Regions from separate parts of the Mus musculus genome. Here region 2 is linked to region 1. Evidence: chromatin loops called from intact Hi-C (ENCODE). Cell type or tissue: left cerebral cortex. All regions are shown on one strand. Each heading gives the region's core, and the rest is flanking DNA. Links, peaks and the distances in the headings are about the cores only.

Evidence for each region. Peaks named below come from ENCODE experiments on the same cell type or tissue, not always from the same donor. Only the 100,000 strongest peaks of a DNase experiment are listed, where the experiment ranks them.
Region 2: it touches region 1 in a loop (2.8-fold over the local background); 2 of 42 quality-filtered maps call a loop at or near these places.

What each region holds. Positions count from the first base shown.
Region 1 is chr7:97,739,513-97,750,670 of GRCm38, forward strand. No RefSeq gene overlaps it. Among named protein-coding and RNA genes, the nearest start is that of Aqp11, 6.8 kb to the left of the region's middle. In left cerebral cortex, for the core only: CTCF peaks have their summits at 5,980 (motif pointing right), 6,180 and 8,734 (motif pointing right); DNase peaks (open chromatin) are centred at 5,971, 8,787 and 9,259; H3K4me3 peaks cover 812 bases; H3K27ac peaks cover 720 bases.
Region 2 is chr7:97,906,076-97,917,233 of GRCm38, forward strand. Pak1 (p21 (RAC1) activated kinase 1) reads left to right here. Exons shown (of 15, transcript NM_011035.2): 14 at 1,733-1,870; 15 at 5,021-6,306. The coding sequence ends at 5,107. Among named protein-coding and RNA genes, the nearest start is that of Gdpd4, 8.3 kb to the right of the region's middle. In left cerebral cortex, for the core only: no CTCF peak of the experiment used is centred there; DNase peaks (open chromatin) are centred at 5,809, 7,845, 8,446 and 8,930; H3K27ac peaks cover 2,234 bases.

The DNA of each region.
Region 1 (11,158 bases), core at 1,492-9,491:
GAAGTCACTTTCTGAGGCGACCTTCCTCCTAGATGGTCTTTGTGACTTCCAACCATGGCATACCAGGGCCAGGGCCACAGAAGGTGTGGAGGGTGATGGTGCAGTCCGCCAACCTCAAGTTCAGATACTTGCCAGGCAGATTCCGGTGTGGCTGTGTGAGCAAGTGAATATTGGGAAAGAGGGATAGATGGCTGCATTATTGGCATTGAGGAGTACTTGAACCTCGTATTAGATGATGCAGACAAGATTCACCGTAAAACAAGAAAACAGCCGGGCTGGATCATGCTGAAAGATTTCTGAGTTTGAGGCCAGCCTGGTCTACAGAGTGACCTTCAGGACAGCCAGGGCTACACCGAGAAACCCTGTCTTGGGAAAAAAAAAAAAAAAAGTCTTCTAATGGGAACACAGTCTGAAACATTTATTTATGTTGTTTCGGTAGCCCTTATGCTATTATTATATAACAATAAGTGCTGTAAGGTTGTTTTGTCTCACACACACACACACACACACACACACAGAGAGAGAGAGAGAGAGAGAGAGAGAGAGAGAGAGAGAGAGAGAGAGAGAGAATGTTAGAATAGGGATTAAGGAAACATAACCTTTCCCCCAGTTTTCTAGTTTTCTCATGAGGAGCTCCATTTAGTGAAAGATATATCTAATCTCCCTTGAATAACCTTTGTGACCCAGGATTTACCTCATCAGGTTGTAATCATATCCAAGACATCTTATGACTCACTCTATACTCATATTTACCAAAAAGGATGTGTGTGTGTGTGTGTGTGTGTGTGTGTGTGTGTGTGTGTGTGTAATAATAGGAAGGAGCCCTTAGAAAAACTTCCATCAATGGAATTCTAAAAGCTTCTAAAATCAACATGCAATTGTGTGCAGTTGTGGCCAAGCCACTTAACTACAATTCCTGAGAAGCCCACACCCAAACTATGGTTGGCTATTGTCCTGTCCAAGAGGGCCTTTCTATTGAAGTCTGTGTAAAGAAAATCTCTTCTTTGTAAACTCCAGTTTGCTTCACAGCAACTCATCCTGAAATTCTTTTCTGCACTGAAGTTAAGAATCCCAGATTTGAGCCTGTGTGGTAGCACACGTCTTTTTTTTTCCCCTCAAATATTTATTTATTGTATATATATGTGAGTACACTGTCATCATCTTCTGACACACCAGGAGAGGGCATCAGATCCCATTGTGAGCCACCATGTGGTTGCTGGGAATTGAACTCAGGATCTCAGGAAGAGCAGTCAGTGCTCTTAACTACTGAGTCATCTCTCCAGCCCCGGTAGCACACATCCCAATCTCTGCAAAGGCAGGCAGATCTCTGAGTTCAAGGTCAACCTGGTCTACATAGAGAAATCCTTCACCACTGCCCCTAAATAATTCCAGCGTTGTCTCGTGGGAGTCTCTGGAAAGAAGGCCCCAGGCTTCTCCAGTCAGCAGTGTGGAGCTCTGTCTCTCCCACCTGATTGGCTTCAGAAATCATGGTAACCAACCCCTTAGCACAGAGCCCAGCACAGAGCAAAACGTGCTTAGTGAGTAGCTTGAAATTGAAACCCCGTGTTCTGACCGCCTGGGTCCAAGAGTTCATGACAACACCGCACTCCTAAGAATTCACCCACGTGGGTGGCCCGCAGTGAGCAGAGTGGGAACAGCTGCCGGGGCTCCCCTGACCTTGAGCCTAGCAGTGTTCTGAGCTGATGTATGTCGCAACGCTTGCCTTAGTTCGGGGGTGACTAAGCACCATCCTGCCTCAGTCTTGTCCCACATGGCTCTGTCACCCACAAGTCCATCTATTTCCTAGAGCTGAGAGGGCAGGGCAGCACAGTCAGGTGGGTGACCTTCTGCACAGTCCAGTCTCATTTCCCAGGCTCAACTGTCCCTTTTATAACCTTATGAAGATTCCCAGACTGTAGCTCGCATCTGTTACCCTACCATGCTGGTGCCCGAGGTAGGATTGCCTCAAATTTGAAGGAAAATTCCTTTTTAATGCTAAGATTTCTGTGGTGCCAATAGTCAAAAAAAAAAAAAGTTATTTCATAAAATATAAAGTTTGTAGAGAAATGAAGCCCTTTCTCTTTGTCTATGTCAAGCAAAAGAATCTAAGGTAAGTTAAAGCCATTTCTTAGCCATTACTGTTTGGAGAGATTGCTTTAAAACCAGTCCTGTGAGTGTGACCCTTTCACCAATCCTAGTTCATCAGAACTCAATTGGAGATTAGTTAACACATGTGTGTCCATTTCCTGCTGTGCTAATAAGTCAGTTTTGTTAGTAAGAGCCAGATAGAAAATCTGTCTTTTGAACTTTGATAAGGCTTTAAAAATCATCACAATATGCATTGTCATTAAGTAGACTTAGGACATTGCTTCAGTTAGGAAGCAAGAGCCAAGCAAATGGTGCCTGTGAGGCTGAGCCCTGTTCTGAGCTATTCCCTGCTGGGTAAAACAATGGCTTTCAGGCTGTGCTTTGTCCTGGGTGGCTGCATCTCTAAGCTCCATTGGGCTCCATTTTGAGGGCAAATAGAGAAGTGAATGGCTCTGAACCTCATATCCACAGACCTGTCCAGCAACAACCATGAGGCACACACTGATAAGCCTTTCTTTAAAATATTTATCTTTATGTTATGTCGATGAATGCTTGCCTGCCTGTAGGAGGCATCAGATCCCTGGAGTGGGAGGTGTGGATGGTTGTAAGCCTCTGTGTGGGTCCTGGGAATTAAACCCACATCCCAGTAAGAACAGGAAGTAACACTTTACCACTGAGCCATTGCTCTGGCCTCTAAACATTTATTCTTTTTTCATTTTTTCTCTCTTACGTAGCTGGCTGTCCTGGAACTGTTATAGACCAGGCTGACCTCAAACTCACACAGATCTACCTGCCTCTGCCTCCTGAGTGCTGGGATTAAAGGTGTGTGCTACCACACCCAGCCTAATAATTTCTTCTTAAAAGATGTCAACTATAAACAAAGTGGAAACATATTAGCCCATGGGCATAGTAAAACCATATTAGAGAGCTGGAGAGATGGCTCAGTAGTCAGAGCTCAACACTACCTGTAACTCCAGGTCTAGGGCTTCCCAGACCCTCTTCTGCTCTCCATGGGCTCCTGCACACAAAGGACACACACACAATACTCAGAAATAAGTCTTTAGAACCATATAAACTAGGACTTACCAGAGGGCACTGAACACATCAGTAACAACAGCCCTGTCAACCTGTCATCTAACTGCTTGGTGTACGGGACCAGGGACTGACAGGCAGAGAGCTCCTTGCTCCTTACTGTCTCAAACTTCCCCTCAACTTGGTAGCCACTGCTTGATGCAGCCCACTAGTATTGCTGTCTGTCCACCTCTCCATCTGCTCATCTCTCTGCACCTAGTCCTGTACCTGTCCTCCATGCTTCTGCTTCTGGGCGGCTCAGCTTTGTGGCGTTGTGTGCTACCATGAGCTCTCCAGGTGGGTGTGTAGTCTAACCCCCTCCCGTGACTGCCTGTATCAGCTCTCTGCCTCTGCTTCTAGTAAGGCCTCTTGGAACCCTTTGATGAACTGAGGTCCTTTAAACCCCTTTCCAGCCCATGTTATAACCTATGTATATACACAGATATAGATACAATCACTGCGATGTTTAATGTATGATTTGAGAGTTTGTAGGAGTAATTAATTTCAAGTATAACAGGCATGGTGGTATATAACTGTATACCACAACTATAATCCCAGCACTTGAAGTAGAAGTATCACAAGTTGAAGGTCATCTTTGGCTACATGAGACACGGTTTCAAAAATAAGTAAATATGTGGAATAAAAAAAAAAAAAACCTCTTGTTTGCCAACAGCCAGCTATCAAGAGAAATTCAGGCTACTTGGCAAATTGTAGCCAACAAAATCAACAAAAATCTTGTGCATTTATTGTTATTTAACAAATTCTGACATCGTGGAAAGACGTGGATATATTTGTCTGTATAGCATAAACCTTTAGAGCAGTGGTTCTCAACCTTCCTAATGCTGTGACCCTTTAATACTGTTGTGGGGACCCCAACCATAAAATTATTTTTGTTGCTACTTTGTAACTGTAATTTTGCTACTGTTATGAACCGTAATATAAATGTCTGTGCCTTCCCATGGTCTTAGGCCAACCCCTGTGAAAGGGTCATTCATTCTACTCTCCGAAGGGGTCACAAATCACACCTGATGTTGAACATTTTACAGCAACTAAATCAATCTTTCTCTTTTCAGAGCCAGGAAATCACTATCACCCCTCCAGAGTGACATTAATAACTAAGACATCTTAGCTTTAGTGAAACAACATCAAAGACCTTCTTTGTTCTTTTATACTATAGAAGACAGATCAGAAAGTTAAAATAGAGTACAAAAGAGGCCAAGTTAGTAGCACTCCAGAGGCAGCAAAGTGGATCTTGCAAGCTCAAGGCTGGCCAAGGGGTCATATTGAGAACCTGTCTCAAACAACAACATGTAAAATTACAGTGACAACAACAGCAAAAAGGGCCCCTGAGGGACAGGGAAGAGATACCATTAAGATTTCAGGGAGAGCGCGCGGGGGGGTGGGGGGGCTCTTATGTTTTGTTCTTTAAGCTGACTACTGTCGCAGCTAAAGAGTGACTTCGGTTTGTGTTGGTGCTGTTGTACGGTCATGTGGAAACCAAGAAGGTAAGGAAAATGCTGACACCGAAGTTTGTGAGGGGACTCTCAGGCTAAGGGAGTGGCGACTGGGAGGAGGAGGGTAGGTGGAGAAGAACAAGGAAAAGTACAGGGGACACTGAGGCAGAGAGAAGAGGTCTGGTGGTCCACCAGGGAATGCAGGAAACGGTCAGAGATGGGACATGAGCAGAACCTGGGGAACGGACACACAGTGCCCTATGCACTGGGACAGCACAGCAAAGCCCAGTGGGAGGTGTTCACGTCAGTGCTGTGACAGTACAGGTTGTAGCCGCCCTCGGCCACACGAACTGGGTTCCTGAGATTTCAGATCAAGGCCCAATAATTACTAAGAGTCTGTGCTTATAAAGGGAGGAGGCCCATCTCCCTGCCAAGCCAGGCTTCTTGATGCTTTGTTGCTAAGTTGTTAGCACTAGTCTGCCAGAGCTGTTAGCATTAGGTCGCCAGTTCCACAGGCTGTCAGCTCTCTCAGGAAGACAGGTTCAACCTCTCAGCAGAAGCGGTGTCTTAGAGAAGAGCAGTGGCAGGTGACAGAACAATAGAACCATCCAGGTGGTCTCATTCACAGTGGCAGCAAGGTCTGAATCATCCCTGGTCACATTTATCACATGCTAACAACTTTCCAGAATTTAGCTATGTCTTCTACCTTTATAACAACCCCGTGAGGGTTGGGGTACAGCTCAGTGGTAAAACATTTGCCCAACACACATAAGGCCCTGGGTGTGACCCACGGCACTTCAAAAAGAAAAACAAACAAAACCACCACACAATACCATGAGGTAAGTATTGTCCCCATTAAAACAAAATAAAAACAAACAAACAAACAAACAAACAAAAACCTCAGGGCCTACAAGATGGCTCAATGGGTAAAAGGCTTGTATCAAAATTGGTAAGCTGGTGACCCTAGTTGATCCCTATAATCCACGTAAACTGAGAGGAGAGAAATGACTCAAGAGAGTTGTTCTTTAACCTCCACACATGTGCTGTGACGTGAGTGCCCTTGAATACACGAACACGCACACGCACGCATGCACGCACTCGCACACACACTTTTTACCGTGGATAGTATAGTACCTTGACAATGGGCACGGGCCATCAGTAAACACAAGGAAAGGGAACAAAGCTGTATTGCATTAGAGTTGAGTCTTGATATCTTGTCTTTCTCATGCTACTGATATCAATTCCTTTTGCTTCGTATTAGGAAAAACAAAACGGGTGCTAAGGATACAGAGGCCACAGAAACATGGTCAGGCCCCAGGGCCAATTACCAGCCAGCCTTCTTAGGTAGGACTGTGTGTGGCACATTCTACCACAAGGTGGCAGCACACACACTCATTCCTTCAGTGGCCACACAGGTTTTTTTTGTTTGTTTTTTTGTTTGTTTGCTTTGTTTTTTTTTTCCAGTATAAATGTAGTAAATAAACGGGATACAATGCTGTAACTCCAGCATTCAGAAGGCAGAGGTCAAAGATATGCCACAAGGTCATCCTGGTCTACATAATGAATTCCAGGCCATCCAGGGACACACAACAAGACCCTGCCAAAGCAAGGCAGAGAACCGCTGGCTCAACAGTTAAGAGCGTTCGTGTGGTTCTCTCGCAGAGACCGGAGTCTGGCTCCTTGCACCCACACTAGGCATCTCACAATCGCCTGTAACACCAGCTGCAGGGAATCCAACACTCTCTTCTGGTAGCTGACTGCCCCCCAGCCCTCCCACCCCCCTTACATGCACTCAGACAGACAGATAGGCAAGCACACTAACACATACCATAAATAAATATAAATGTTTTTTTAAAAAGCCAAAACAAAAACAATGCTAAAAATTTATCAGTTATAGTCTATCTTTGATTTTTTTTTTTTTTTACCAGAACTAGTTGGTCTGAAACAGTTCACAGAAATAGTTGACACTGTTGTAAGTTTTAGCATCTTGACATTTGACACCAAGCAAGCAGGAGTAAACAAAACACAAATGTCTTTCAATGTCATGAGAGACTGACACAGAATAAGCCATGGCCACTGACTCTCCGCTCAGGACACGATGGAGGCCTGAACGCCCAGAGCTCCCGCACACCCCTTGGGACAGGGGTTCCCCGGGAAGCTGCTTACCTCAAAGACTGGCCACCTGAATTTGATCTCCTGAGTGCTCATCAGGTGAAAGGAGAGAACAGACTCCATGGAGCTGTTCTCGGCTCTCCACAGGCGCACTACAGTGTGCGCATGTGTGCGTGCACACACATATACAGCCACACTCTCAATTCCCTAGGTTAATTGGGCATGTTGCACACCGCACTCAGAACTCTTGATGCAGTATTTGTCTTATTACTCAACGAGCAATGGCTGCATCTTTAGTAATTACTCATGTGATTTTTGTTTATTGGGGTTTTTTTTTTCTATCATTTGAGAGCCTCAACGATTAGCCCATCTATTGTTCCTCAACCTTGGATGTACTTTGGAATCACGTGGGAAGCTTTAAAAAAAACCTGCAATTTATCTGGTCCCAGTCCCAGAGGCTCTGATTTAGTGGGTATGGGGTGTGAGAGAATTCTTAGCTTTTTGTTTTGGTTCTTAGGTGCTGGGATGGAAGCTGTGGCCTTATGTATATAAGCTATGAGCTATGTTTCCTTTCTTCCTTGGAGTTGTAACCCTTTAATATTATGGTGACACACACCCCCACCACAAAATTATTTCTGTGGCTACTTCCGGCTACTTCATAAGTGTAATTTTGCTACTGTTGTGAACCATAATGTAAATATCTGATACGTAGGATGTATGGTATGGAAATCCAGAGGGGTCGAGACCCACAGGGTGAGAACTACTTCCCTAGATGGCTCTACTATGAATGCAGGATAGAGGAATATTCTTCTATCCTGACATGCTGAGGAGGCTCAAAGGATGGACACAGTTTATCCAGTGACACAAAATTAAGAATGCAAACAAAAATGGCCGACTCAAAGCCTTGGGCTGACTTAGTGCACAGAGCAGTCCCTGGTTCTCTGCTGAGCCTCCAGGCCAGGTCCATCTGTTGTCTAACCCACAGCAGTACAAGCTGTGACTCCAGTGCTTATCATGTGCCAAACACTGAGTAAACCACAGAACACGTTACTTGAATATATCAGCATTCATGGGAGGTGTGAGGGCCCTGTGGAAAGCAGAGGAAGGTCAAAGGTGAAGCAAGAGGCAGAAGCCACTGTTCAGAGAATCCAGGAGGCTAGCCGAGTTCCAGCCAGAGAAGCCAGTACAGTGCTGGATGAAGGCCGACTCTGAAAACCCAGGCTTTTGGGCTGTATTCACCACCATCCACCTTCCCCATCTTACAGAACCAGTCATAACTCAGAGATAAGGAGGTGCCTGCATTCAGTGGAGAGAGAACTCAGCAGTTAAGAGCAATGGCTGCTCTTACAGAGGATTTGGGGTTGATTCCCAGAACTCACATGACGGCTCACAATTATCTGTAATTCCAGTTTCAAGAGGTCAGATGCCCTCTTCTGGCCTCCAAGGGCACCAGGCACACATCTGATACACAAGACATATATGCAGGCAAATACCCATACACATAAAAACATAATGAACATAATGAAATAATAGTTTTAGGAGTTAAAAACAAAACAAAATAAAAGCGTGCGTGTACACACACACACACACACACACACACACACACACACACGCACACGCGCACGCCTTCCAGGATCTCTTTACTGACTCCAGTTCCATGGTCTCTGTCACCCACATTAGTCCTGTATGTGACTTGATCTCTTTCCATGGCTGAACGGGAGCTTCCTCTCGCTGCTCTCTCTGCATTTCTTTCTAGCAGGTGGAGCTGTGGGAGAGTGACGAACTATACTAAAAAGACACTAGTACTCGGTATTTTGTAAGGCTCCAGCCTTGGCATTGTCCTGAGAAGGGGGATCCTGGCAGCCCGGGAGGTGTTAAAAAAAACAAACAAACAAACAAAAAAACAAAACAAAACAAAACAAACAAACAAAAAAAAAAACGTGAACCGAACTTTTTGGCCTTGCTTTCGTGGAAACATGCCCTCTTCCGCGAGCGAGCCGCTAGGTGGCAGGCGATACCCTAGCTCAGAGTGAGCTGCGTCCAACCGCAGTAGGAATTTTCCTCCTTGTACAACACAAAGCCAGACTTTTCTCTGCGGCCTGGCCACCAGAACATTCTGTCCCGCCAGAGGCCGGTGGTCAGGATCCACCCGCGTTGGGAGAACCTCTTCTGTTTGCACGGCTTGACGGAGAACACTACTGTTGATTTTATGGTGACTGCTACCTTGTAGCCTCCAAAACTTAGTGAGCCTGGGCCTGGGGAAGGCTGTCACAACTTATTTATTTATTTATTTATTTATTTATTTATTTATTTCCATTTTTTATTAGGTATTTAGCTCATTTACATTTCCAATGCTATACCAAAAGTCCCTCATACCCACCCACCCCCACTCCCGGCTGTCACAACTTTGAGGAGCAGGGATGTTGCTGGTGCGAAGGAAGCCTGGCTGCTGCTCCGGGCTCTTCTGCACAATGCCTCCTCCTTCTGGATCTAGAGCTTGTGCACCCTTGGGGAAGCCAGCCACACTGCATCCCTGCCAAGCTCTGTCTCGGGCCTATGGGTGCAGGGGAAGGCATTTGTGGTTTTTTTGTTATTGTTGTTGTGGGGTGGTGGTGGTTTGTTTTTGTTTTTGTTTTGTTTTGTTTTGTTTCCAACAGAACTCAAAGACCTGGAGACTGGGATTGTGTACATTGTTGGGGGAACTCTCCTGTGTGCACGGCTGTAGCGGGACACTTTGTGAAGCAGCGTCCACGTTCTCTAATTTAGAAAGTAAAAGTAAAAGGAGCTCAGTGTGGGCGCAAGCCTTTGGTTCCAGCACTCAGGAAATAGAGACAGGAAGAGCTCTGTGAATTTCAGGCCAGCCAGAGTTACACAGTGAGATCCTCTTTCTAAGTATCTAACTAGGGCTGGGGAGATGGCTCAGAGGAGAACCTAGGTTCCCAGCACACAGTGGTTGCTCACAACCACCGGTAACCCCGGTTCTAGAGGACCTGATCCATTGTCTGACCGCCTCGGCACACATGCAGACAGGACACTCATACACATAAAGTAAAAGACATAGATCTTAAAGGAAATTAGAAGGGACTGGGGAGAGCAAGTCGTGTTTTTTCAGGGGTGTTGACACTGGTTAGTTGTGCATGGTCCACAACCCCGCCCCGTGCTCCTGCAAGCAACCCTGACTGAACACAGCGTGGCTCCAGACCCAAAGTAAAGCAAACAAAAAGGCTCAGAAGTACCGGAGGGACTTGGGAAGATGAAAGCAGTCAACAGGCAGTAGGAGGGCGGGAAGGGGTGGAGGGGGCGGGTCCGAGAAAGTACTTTATGCAAATGTATGACTGTTTAAGAATAAAAAGATGAGTTTTAAAGAGATTTTTTAAAACTAACTATAGGTAAATAAATAGAGAGGATCTCCGATACACTTCCTGCTCCTAATTTATTCTTTTTACATGTAGATGAAACCCACATGCCTTCCTCTAGGGACCTGGAGATGGTGATCACGTCATCCACATATACACACACGTCATTGGAGACTATAGTGTGTTGGTCTGCACTCGGCAGTCAGAAAGTCAGAGGGATTGTCAAAGACCTGTTGGTGAATTTCGTCTCAGGTCTGTTCACTTTCACACATGAAGGAGCCTAGCATTTGTTGGATATAATCTGCTTCTTAGACAGGGCACATCTGCCTGCTTTAAATGCCTGGTATGAATTCTGTCTTATGAACATCTGTGACATAGCCCGTGGACATCTCCGTTTTACCCATGAGGAGGCTGGGCTTTAGAGCTCCTGTAACTTGAGCAAGGACTCCCTAACTAACGTCCAGTGAGTGGTTAAAGCTGGAGGCAGGATACAGAGCTGCCTAACCACAAAACCACCACAGCTATGAGCCTCCCACCTGATCCCCAAGGCAACTCAAGTCATGGTCCCCTCCAGTCATGTGCCATATACACTTTAGCTTAAAATTTCCTTTCAGGTATTCTAGCCCAAGTCCCTCCTATTCCTTAATTTTCTTTTCTTTTCCTCTTTTTTTCCCCCTTATCAAACCAGGATGATGTTTTGTGGCTCAGGACGACTTTGAAGTCAGGATTCCCTTGCCCTCACCTTCCGGGTGCTAGGATTACAGGTGTGCACACCCATGCCTGGTTTTATACCTTACTTGGGTTGCAGCCAGGGCTTCCAGCATGCTAGGCAAGCACTCTGTCAGATACACTTCATCCTTAGCCTAGTTTGTGGTTGTTTTGTGTTTTAACAGAGTGGTGATTTGTTTGTTATTTTAAGCGGAAGTCAGACTTCCTCCCAATAATGATCCATTATAAACTAGGACGCAGGAAAGAATTCATGAAAACCAATTGTAGATTTGGATGTTTGTTAGTATGTTTTTCTTTCTGGAATTAGTTCTTTAATTATACTTATTTATATTGATCAATTGCTGTGAT
Region 2 (11,158 bases), core at 2,068-10,067, 170 kb after region 1:
GGCAAGTTACAGGAGAAAGGAATGTATGCTTATGTTTCCAAGGGGATAAGAGTTCATGATAATAAGGAAGTGGCAAGTATGTTAGCAGGAACTGGATGCTGAGAGCTTCTATCTTGAAATACATGTGAGCCAGAGAACAAACTGGAAGTAGGGCAAACAAAACCGAGAGCTCTGAAACTCTGCCTCCAGCAAGGCCTTCATGGCCAGTTAGTAGATTGATGGGAACACATGCCTAACTTGAGTAAAACCCATAAGAGCAGAAAAGGAGAAAACTGAGATGGCATTTACAAGTGTTTTCTCCTCTTACATGAGTTTTGTTACGAAGGGTGACAGGGAAATGGAGCAGTCTCTCTCTTTCTTTGTTTTTGTTTTTGTGTTTTGTTTTTCTTCAAAACAGGGTTTCTGTATAGCCCTGGCTGTCCTGGAGCTCTCTCTGTAGACCAGGCTGGCCTCGAACTCAGAAATCCGTCTGCCTCTGCCTCCCAAGTGCTGGGATTAAAGACGTGCACCACCACTGCCCAGCAGTCTCTTGTAGAGTTGAAAAGGGTCAGCTAAAGGCTGTGTGTTAGCTAGTGGAAGGGAATTGGTGGTAATGGGAGAAGAAATAGAGTATACAATAAAGATGCAAGGAAGGCGGTGACTTCGATTGTGGACAAATAGGAATAGGAAGTTACTTTGTTTTTACTTTCTCACTTAGTTCATCTTCCTATCTAGTGCAGGAATTCCCCTGTAAGAATATCTACGCTTAACTACATGCTCAGATCACCCTTGGATAGTTCCAGTTGCTGGAAAGTGCTTCATTGTCTCAAAAGGAAACTTTCTTCTCTAGTTTCGACTTTATTGTCCCAGCTTTGCTCTCTCACTCCACATGTAACACAACCTCCTCTGCCTCAGATATGAAGGTAATCAGTGTGGTGTGGTGGAAATAAAACTGAATTAGAGTCAGCACGTGCACTCAGAACAGTGAATGCAACGGCTGGAGAGCCTTACATGTGAAATGGGAATAACCATTTTGCCCCACCTCTGAGTTACTGTGGTCACTTAAAATGAGTGTAGCTGGGTGTGGTAGTGCACACCTTTAATCCCAGCACTAGAAGTCAGAGGCAGGCAAATCTCCTATGTTCAAGGCCAGCGAGGGCTATACAGAGAAACCCTGTCCTGAAAAACAAAGCAAACAAACAAGAGTGAGAGATGGGGAGAGAGAGCGAGAGCGAGCTTTGTAATTAAAGAGCTTAGTGTTTATGAAGGTTTACTATTACTGTTTTTCTTCTCCCAAGAGCTGCTTCATATTAGAGCAGGGAAGCAGCAGCGAAACCGTTGCTGTCTCGCCAAGCATGGCTTTTTCCTCTTGGGTGGAAGCCTCAGCAGCACATTTCTGCCAACAACTAAACAAAGGGACGTTTACCTTGCCGTGCTAAGTGAAGAATAAACCCTTAGGTTTGTAACACCTCATACGTTTACAAAGTGCTTTCCAAATGCACGCTAAAGACATTTTTGTGGCTATATAAAGCATTATATAGCAAAGAAGTTATATGTTAGGTGCATATATACAGTCATATGACTGTGAATGTCAAGCCTGATTAGGTTAGTATGTTCTCTTCAGGACATCCCCGCTGATCAGAGCTGTGTGTCAGAGCACACAGAAGCTGGCTGTATTTTAGAGAACGTGTCTCGATAGTAACAGAAAGAACCTCAGGGAGAGCACCACGTGACTCTTCATTTGTATTGCTAGGCCTTGTACCTCATTGCTACCAATGGGACGCCAGAGCTTCAGAACCCAGAGAAGTTGTCAGCTATTTTCCGGGACTTCCTGAACCGCTGTCTTGAGATGGATGTGGAGAAGAGAGGCTCAGCTAAAGAGCTGCTGCAGGTAACTGTCCTTCTGCAGGGAGGTGCCTACCCAAACCTTTTCATCTCATTTTTGTCTGCGTTTGCTGATTTTAGGCTTCTTTCCTACCATTTCACTTTGTATTTCTAGCTCCCTGTCACTCTTGGGCTTTGCCAAGTCTGCCCTCTGTTCCTCACCCTATATCCCCCTCCCCCAAGTCCCTGGTCTCCAAGAGGATGTCCCCGTCCCCACCCCACCAGACCTCCCCACTCACTGGGGCCTCAAATCTCTTGAGGGTTAGGTGCATCTTCTCTGACTGAGTCTAGACCCTGCAGTCCTCTGCTGTATATGTGTCTGGGGCCTCATATCACCTGCTGTATGCTTCCTGGTTGGTGGCTCAGTGTGTGAGAGCTCTCTGTGGGTCCAGGTTAATAGATACTGCTGGTCTTCCTATTGGGGGTCGCCCTTCTCAGCTTCTTTCAGTTATTTCCTAATTCAACCACAAGGGTTCTCAGCTTCTGTCCATTGATTGGGCATAAATATCCGAATCTGACTCAGCTGCTTGGTGTGCCTCTTGGAGGGCAGTCATGATAGGCTTCTGTTTGTAAGCACACCATAGCATCAGTAATACTGTAATCAGGCCTTGGAGCCTCCTCTTGAGCTGGATCCCAAATTGGGCCTGTCGCTGGACCTCCTTTCCCTCAGGCTCTTCTCCATTTTTGTCCCTGCTGTTCTTTCAGACAGGAACAATTCTGGGTCAGAATTTTTGACTGTGGGATAGCAACACCATCCCTCCACTTGATGTCCTGTCTTTCTACTGGGAGTAGATTCTACTAGTTCCCTCTTCCCACTGTAGGGCATTTCATCTGAAGTTCCATCCTTTGAGTCCTAAGAGTCTCTCTCACCTCCCAGGTCTCTGGTGCATTCTAGAGGGTACCCCCCACCTCCTACCTCCTGGGATTGCCTGTTTACATTCTTTCTGCTGGCCCTCAGGGCTTTAGTCCTGTCTCCCCCCACCCCCAATACCCGATCATGTTTCCCCTTTTCCCTCCTTGTCCCTTTTTCCACCCAGGTTCCTCCCCTCCCTCTGTGTCGCCCCACCCCCACCCCCTGTGATTGCTTTCTTCTTCTCCCAAGTAGGATTGAGGCATCCTCACTTGGGCCCTTCCCCTTGTTAACCTCCTTGAGTTCGGTGGATTGTATCCTGGTATTCTGTACTTTTTTGGCAAATATCCACTTATTAGTGAGTACATACCATGCATGTCCTTTTGGGTCTGAGTTACTTCACTCAGGATGATATTTTCTCATTCTGTCCATTTGCCTGCAAAACTCATGATGTCCTTCTTAATACTTAATTGCTGAGTAGTATTCCATTGTGAAAATGAACCACATTTTCTGTGTCTCTTCTTCCATTGTGGATCATCTGGGTTGTTTCCAGCTTCTGGCTATCACAAATAAGGCCACTATGAACATGTGCTCCTGTGGCATGGTGGGACATCTTTTGGGTATATGACCAAGAGTGGTATAACTGGGTCTTCAAGTAGATCTATTTCCAATTTTCTGAGGAACCTCCTGATTGATTTCCAGAGTAGTTGTACCAGTTATCCCACCAGCAATGGAGGAGTGTTCCTCTTTCTCAACATCCTCGCCAACATGTGCTGTTATCTGAGTTTTTTATCTTAGCCATTCTGATTGGTGTAAGGTGGAATCTCAGGGTTGTTTTGATTTGCATTTCCCTAATCACTAAGGATTTTGAACATTTCTTTAAGTGTTTCTCGGCCATTCGAGATTCCTCTGTTGTGAATTCTCTGTTTAGCTCTATACCCCATTTTTTGATTGGGTTGTTTGGTTTTTTGGAGATAGCTTCTTGAGTTCTTTATATATTTTGGATATTAGCCCTCTATTGGATGTGGGGTTAATGAAGATTTTTCCCAATCTCCTTAACTTGTCAGTGTTATCTGGTAAACGTTCAAATCCTAGACTTTTCAGAAACTTTAATCATGAAGTTTCATATCTGCTTCTCCTGTGAGAACATATGGATAGAAAGATATAGGAAGAGATATTGGAATTCATATATTTAAGCTTTATCCATGATCATCCATAGTTCTCAGTTCCTCTGTGTATCCTCACTCTGTCCCAATGAAACTTGAATCAACTTTCAGCAAAGAGTGTCTCTGTATATATCTCCATGTGAGTGTCTGTACACATACATAATAATGCTAACTATAGGAATTATAAGAATGATAAAAGAATGAGATGTGTTAAGTAATTACAAACCTCACATTTGCTCAGACAAGGAAATTTAGCTCTGATCTTTATTATCAAATGGAAGAAAGAATCTATATCTTCAAGATAAATGTAAAAAACAAAAATCAAACCCCCAAAACAATCCACCAGTTTAAGTAAGAGACTCTGAGTTACATAAAAAATTATTTCCTATAACATTTTCATATGATATTTTTCTCTTAAATAATTTTTTAAATTGGAAGTATGGCTCAAAGTACATTACAATGTAACATTGTAAAGGACCTTAAAGTCCTTACTGGAATACTTCGCCTTGCTGGAGTCAAAGAGTGAACAAAAGATTCTTAGCCACATATGGTGCATGCTTATAGTTCCAGCTAACAGGTCGAGGGCTGGAGTTTAAGACGAAAGATAGGTGTCTTCTCCAGAAAGAATAGTTACTCTGTTGTTGCCAGAGGTGAATTTTACCCAGGAACAAACAAAACCATGTAAAATGAACTTCTTGTCTTACTTCTTTCACTCAAAATGTCTGTGGATCCATTGTGCTTTCAGTGTGTTAGTTACTGTGCTAATATTCTATATAATGGCATATGACTATGGAACTATTAATTTTTTGAGCTTTTTTTTTTCTTACAGTTAATGACTTACAAATAAAACTTGTATACTTGGTCAATGAGATAACTTACTGGGTATGAGCACCTGCTGCCAAGTCTGACAACTTGAGGACAATTTTCCTGTACCTGTAGTCGTGAAAAGAATTCCTTCTTGCAAATGGACCTACACACACATGCACATCATGGCATGGATGCACCCCCCCCACACACACACAAAAGGATAAATAAACAAGTCAATTCAAGGATGATCTGTCACTGAGGCCCTTACTGTCTGGTAATAGCTGCTATGTAAGAATGGCAAACACTCAACTCATTTGGTTTTTTCTTCTTCTAGCATCAGTTCCTGAAGATTGCCAAGCCCCTCTCTAGCCTGACTCCACTGATTGCTGCAGCAAAAGAGGCAACCAAGAACAATCACTGAAACCACGCTCATCCCAGCCTCATGTGCCAAGCCTTCTATGAAATAAACACTTGTTTCAGGAACTCCGACCCCTCATGTCCTCTTCTCCTTTCCTTGCTTCTCCCATTTCCTGATCTAGTGCTCCCAAGACTTTGATCCTTGGAAACTGTCTAGCACTGAAGAGAATTGCAACTGGACGAGTAATCCAGCAGAGGCCATTTCTAAATAGGAATTCCCTTCCAGTTTGTGGGCATGGAGGGAACTGATGAGCAAGGGTTTACCCGAATAAACCTGTTTCTACGAAACAGAATCTCAGCCATCCCATTCCTTACCCCTCACAATCAGTTCTTAACTATATAAACTTTTGGTTTGATAGCATTATCGATTTGAGATCAGTTGAAATTGCTTTACTTTTTTATTTCTGTGACTAAATTGCCTGAACACCTCATTGTATTTGAAAACCATAACAGCTTTGAAATGCCACGGGGCCTGATAATCTGCCAGGGACAGGAAGAGGCTCTGTTTCCCGAACCATGCCCTTGGTGCAGCTGATCCTGACATGGGAGAACGACCATGTTTTTCTTTGTGTGTGCTTCTAGCAGCTGTTTTGGAGAACCATGACCCAGTAGTGTTCCCTGTGCTATTTCTAGTGAAATGGTCTTAGCTATGTAGCAGCTTTTGATTCCCTGCATCCCCTAGGCTGCTGCTTGCATTCTGTCCTTATTTATAGCATTGAGAGATTTCCTAGAGCACATGCTGAGTAAGAGAAGTGTGAGAAGTCAGAGGGAAAGTGCAGCTACTTTTAGCACATGGCTGGCTTCAGCACCTGTCCGGCTATACTTGTGTGATATTTCAAGATCTCAGCCTCTGTTTCTACCTGGGACTCAGATCTTCTGGTAGCTTAACTATTTCAGTCGAAAGAGAAGGTCTCTAAATCCGAGATGATGTGCTACTAGTAATAAGGGGACCCTGTTTTTAAGTGCATGACCAAGCTCTCTGCAAGTGGACATGCTTACTCTCTGCAAATGGACGCGTATTGCGGGTGTTTGCTACCTCCTGCCCTCCTCATGGTTTTGGTTCTCCTGCTGTGGTAGGATGCTTGGCCAGCATTGTGGCTTGTCATGCCAGCCCCATTGCCTACCTTGTCATGCTCAGAGGTCCTACTGCCTCAGCAGCACAAGTTTCTATTTCCTTCAATAAAAGGAGATGAAAATATTCTACAGGAAGTGTGTCTTTTTTCCCCCTCTCTTTTTTGTTTTTCCCTTTCTCATGAAGTACTACTCATGATTCTTCATAAACTGTTTGAAAGTAAGTTGCAGTTGGATGCCCCTTACCATTATAGATGTCCGTCTGTAGTCTTTTGTTTTTGTCTTAATTAGAGATTTATTGATGTGAAGAGACACCATGACCATGGCACATCTTACAATGGAAAGCATTTAATTGAGGTTGGCTTACATTTCAGAGGTTTAGTCTATTATTGTCATGGCAGGAAACATGGTAGCCTGCAGGCAGACATGGTGCTAGAGAAGGAGCTGAGAGTTCTACATCTTGATCCACAAGCAACAGGAGACTGTCACACTGGCCTGACTTGAGCTTCTTAGACTTCAGAGGCCACTCCTGGTAATACTTCTTCCAACAAAGTCCCACATCCTAATACTACCACTCCCTATGGACAGGTATTTGTGAGTCCTGGGAGCCATTCGTATTGAAACCACACTTTCTAAAAAACATTTTTAGTTTAGATATACATTAAAAGAACTTAGCAAAAACAAAACAAAAAAGTGTGTGTCATTTAAAGATCAATTATAAATACACATGTATTTAGTGCCCATATAAGAAACGGAATACATGTAATAGTCTAGAACAGTCTTCATCTTGCATTTCCCTTACGCCGGCCCCAACTCCCAGTGGTAACCACTGCTACACTAGGCGAAATATGCAGCTATGCTCTCACAATATACAAATACATTCCACAGCAGCTCCTCCTCCCAAGTTGGTTCGTCCCCCTCAAGATTGCTTCTAAGAACGATGTGGTTGTATATAGGGCAGATCAATACTCCAACTTGTTAAGATAAGCACAGATTCAACATTAAGTTGAAAGAGAGAACTCTAAGGATACCAAATGCAACAGCAGCTGTTGTAGGTCTAAAGTCTTGGCATCTGAGATTGCTCTGCTCAGGGGTATCTCCTCAGTGTGCAGTCTAAGTGTCCTGGGCTGCCATTCATGAGGGCCTTGGAGTTCTTTCCCAGGCTCACTGGTGTTAGAATTAATTTCTGACATTGGAGGGTAACCATCTAGAGCAGCGTTCTCAACCTTCCTAATGCTAGGACTCTTGAAAGTTAGTTCCTTCTGTTGTGGTGACCCCAACCATACAATTATTTTTGTTGCTACTTTATAACTAATTTTGCTACTGTTATGAATAGTAATGTAAATATCTGTATTTTCTGATGGTCTTAGGTTGAAAGGGTCCTTTGACCCCCAAAGGAGTCTCTACCAACAGGTTGAGAACTGCTGATCTAGAAGAAACAAGTAGCATAATGGTAGCTGAAATCAATTGTTTCATTTCCGCTCACCCACAATAAGTATGTCCTTGGATAAACTACTTAAATATCTGAACGTCAGCTTCCAGATCTGCAAAGTAGGTATAATAATAATAGTATCTACCTCTAAGTTCCTGAGGGAATAAAATAGTTCATGTGAGGCATTTGGTACAATCCCTGGAACATGGCAAATGCAGACCTATTTTGTAATGCTTGAAGTGACCTGGTTTGTCAGGAAACTTTATGCTAACTCTGACTCTCACTGGCACTAAAATAGGAGCCTTACATAATAATCTATATCTAGGAGTCTAAGTTATACTTTAACATTTCAATCAAAACTACTTTCTAATCATAAAATCAACAATCACTTAAACATTGGTAAAAACTTGTATCTGCTGGTCATGGCAGTGAAAAGGTCTGTAATCTCCATCTTTGGGAGATAGATGCAGAAAAATAACATGGGCTGCACTGTGTTATTTTGTTTCAAAAACTAGACCAAAATAACAAATTGTATATGGTCAAAGGTGCTTGTCCAGACGGTTAAAAAGGCAGAAAAACAAAACTGAGCTTCTCTTCTTGGTAAGTTGCTAAGTGATAAAATACCTAGCAGTATTTCATATCTCTTCTAGACTTGGAGTTCAATTTTTTTTTTTTTTTTTAACTAGGGTTGTGTTAAAAGCAAAGGGAAATGGGGCAGGGCTGGAGAGATGGCTCAGCAATTCTGGGCTCTTGCAGAAGAGCTAACTTTGGTCCCCAGTACCAGGATCTGATTCCCTCTTGGTGTCTATAGGCACCCGCAGACATGGCATACACTCACACAGACATACACATAAAAATAAAAGATTTGGATGTCACTAAGATGCTCAGGAGATAAAGGCATTTATGAAGCCTGCCTATGTGAGTTCGATGCACACACACACACACACACACACACACACACAATAAAAGAAATCCAAGAGTAATACAAGAGGTTTTTTTTTCTTTTAAGAAGGATCACGGAGCTGGGCATGGTGGTGCACGCCTTTAATCCCAGCACTCGGGAGGCAGGGGGATTTCTGAGTTTGAGGCCAGCCTGGTCTACAAATGAGTTCCAGGTCAGTCAGGGCTACACAGAGAAACCCTGTCTCAAAAAACCAAAAGAAAAAAAAAAGAAAAAAAAAAAAGAAGGGTCACTTGTCAGACAGAAACACTATGCATATTTAGCAAATAAAGCACTTAACGAAAGCTTCATCCAAGTTTTGGGCTTGATGCATTGCTGCTGGATAGTTGTTGAGGGTCTGGCACCAAGCCTCAGCATGCTGCCAAGAAAAAGAAATCAGAAGCTGGCACAAGATAGGTGGCATATGTACTCAAAAGTATATCCCTTTCTTCATGTCAGTGCTCTCCTTCTGTTGATTTAGATAGATGCCAACCTTTGACCTTCACTCATTCTTAAGGCCAAGCACTGAGTTAGTGAAACTGCTCTTAGGATAATAAAGTTTATCTGTATTATAATTGGTTTGGAGAACTACTGTACTCAACATCAAACTGCAGAGAACTTAGGGGCTGGCTACAGTTTTTAAATTACCAACATTTATTTGGCTGAGAAATCTCTAAGCTAAGGGGAACCTCTATCACTGCAGATGCTTAAATGTGTGTTGATGCCTGCATGTTTGTGATTATGTCTCCCAAGTGTTTGAAATAGGCCTGATAGTTAACAAAAAACACCAAACACTCGTGTGTGTGTGTGTGTGTGTGTGTGTGTGTGTGTGTGTGTGTGTGTGTGTGTGTGTTTAGCAGAATTTGTCAAAAAAAAAAAATAGTGTTCAGGCTCATACTTAGCATGTGCAAGGCCCCTTGAGTTAAAACTAGTTTCAAATATTGTCAAAATAAGTACACAAATAAAGAACAAAAGATGAAAAAATGATGTAACACTGATCATCAGAAAAGTTTTGGTTTTTTGTTTTTCGAGACAGGGTTTCTCTGTATAGCCCTGGCTGTCCTGGAACTCACTCTGTAGACCAGGCTGGCCTCGAACTCAGAGGTCTGCCTGCCTCTGCCTCCCAAGTGCTGGGATTAAAGGCGTGTGCCACCACGCCCGGCCCAGAAAAGGTTTTTACCTCAAGTTTTCTTATAAAAATTGTTGACCTAAGTTTCTAAAGAAGCTAGAATTTTAAAGAAACTAATGACAGGCTTTCAGTTTTTAATTTTGAAAGAATTAAAACAAACAGACACAGTGTCTCCAAAACCGGTGAGATGGCTCAGTGAGTGGATGTGCTTGAGTCTGTCCCTGACATTCACATGTTGGAAAGAGACAGCCCACTTCCAAAAGTTATCCTCTGACTTCCATGCGTGCAAACAACTCCCTCAAAAAACAAAACAAAACAAAACAGTTTCTTTAACACAATCTTTTTTTTTTTTGTTTTGTTTTCTTTTTGGCTTTTCACAACAGGGTTTCTCTGTGTAGCCCTGGCTGTCCTGGAACTCACTTTGTAGACCAGGCTGGCCTCGAACTCAGAAATCTGCCTGCCTCTGCCTCCCGAGTGCTGGGATTAAAGGCATGCACCACCACGCCTGGCTTTACTTTAATACAATCTTATTGGAGTTTGTCACTCTTACTTTCTGTCTAGGATCAGATAGGGTCCAAGAACTGATTATCTATGGCAAAGCACAGTTGAACTAGAGGAATACTATACCGACAAAACTGTATGCTTTCACAACGTACAAACGTATTCCACAGCAGCTCATTCTCCCAGGTTGGTTCGTCCCCCTCAAGACATTTCTAAGAACGATGTGGTTGTATATAGGTCTAGCCTAAGCACTGAGAGTGCTGAGGCTAGGCAGATCAATACTCCAACTTGTTAAGATAAGCACAACTTTCAGTTGAAAGAAATAACTCTAAGGAGACCAAATGCAACAGAAGCTGTTGTAGGTCTAAAGTCTTGGCATACTGATGGAGTAAAAAGAAACTATAAAATAAATTATCTCCTAATTATCAGTGTGAGCCTGTGGTTTTAAGAAACCTCAATCCCAAGTTAGCTTTCACTACTGATTTCTAACAGCCTCACACAGAAACTTGTTAAATACATGCATTCTTTGAATGAAAGACACAACTTACTGACATGATCAGTTCTTGCATATTCTTTTTAGCCTGTTTTGAATGCTTTAATTTTGTTTGTCTTGCTTGACCACAGATTTGGCTCACATCCAAGACACCAAGAACTACAGCTTACTTCAGTGTCTCCTGATACATGACAGTGGTGGTGGTGGGGGCGGGGGGTGGGGGGCTCTCAACAAGCAATCAGAATGAAAATTTGAAAAAGTCTGCCTATCACAAAAGACTAACCCTTTGACTGCTACCAAATCTCAGAGGGTGCCAGCAGCTTAGGGTTTCAGAATCTAATTGCAAAGAAAGGGTAAATACTTCAAAGCTTGAGCTTCGTTTCTTCATCTACACAATCATCACTCCATGCACTTGACACCATGCAACTGGAAGGCATACTCAAGGGAATTCAGTGTAGTCAGAAAAGATGTGGCCACTGTATGCATTTG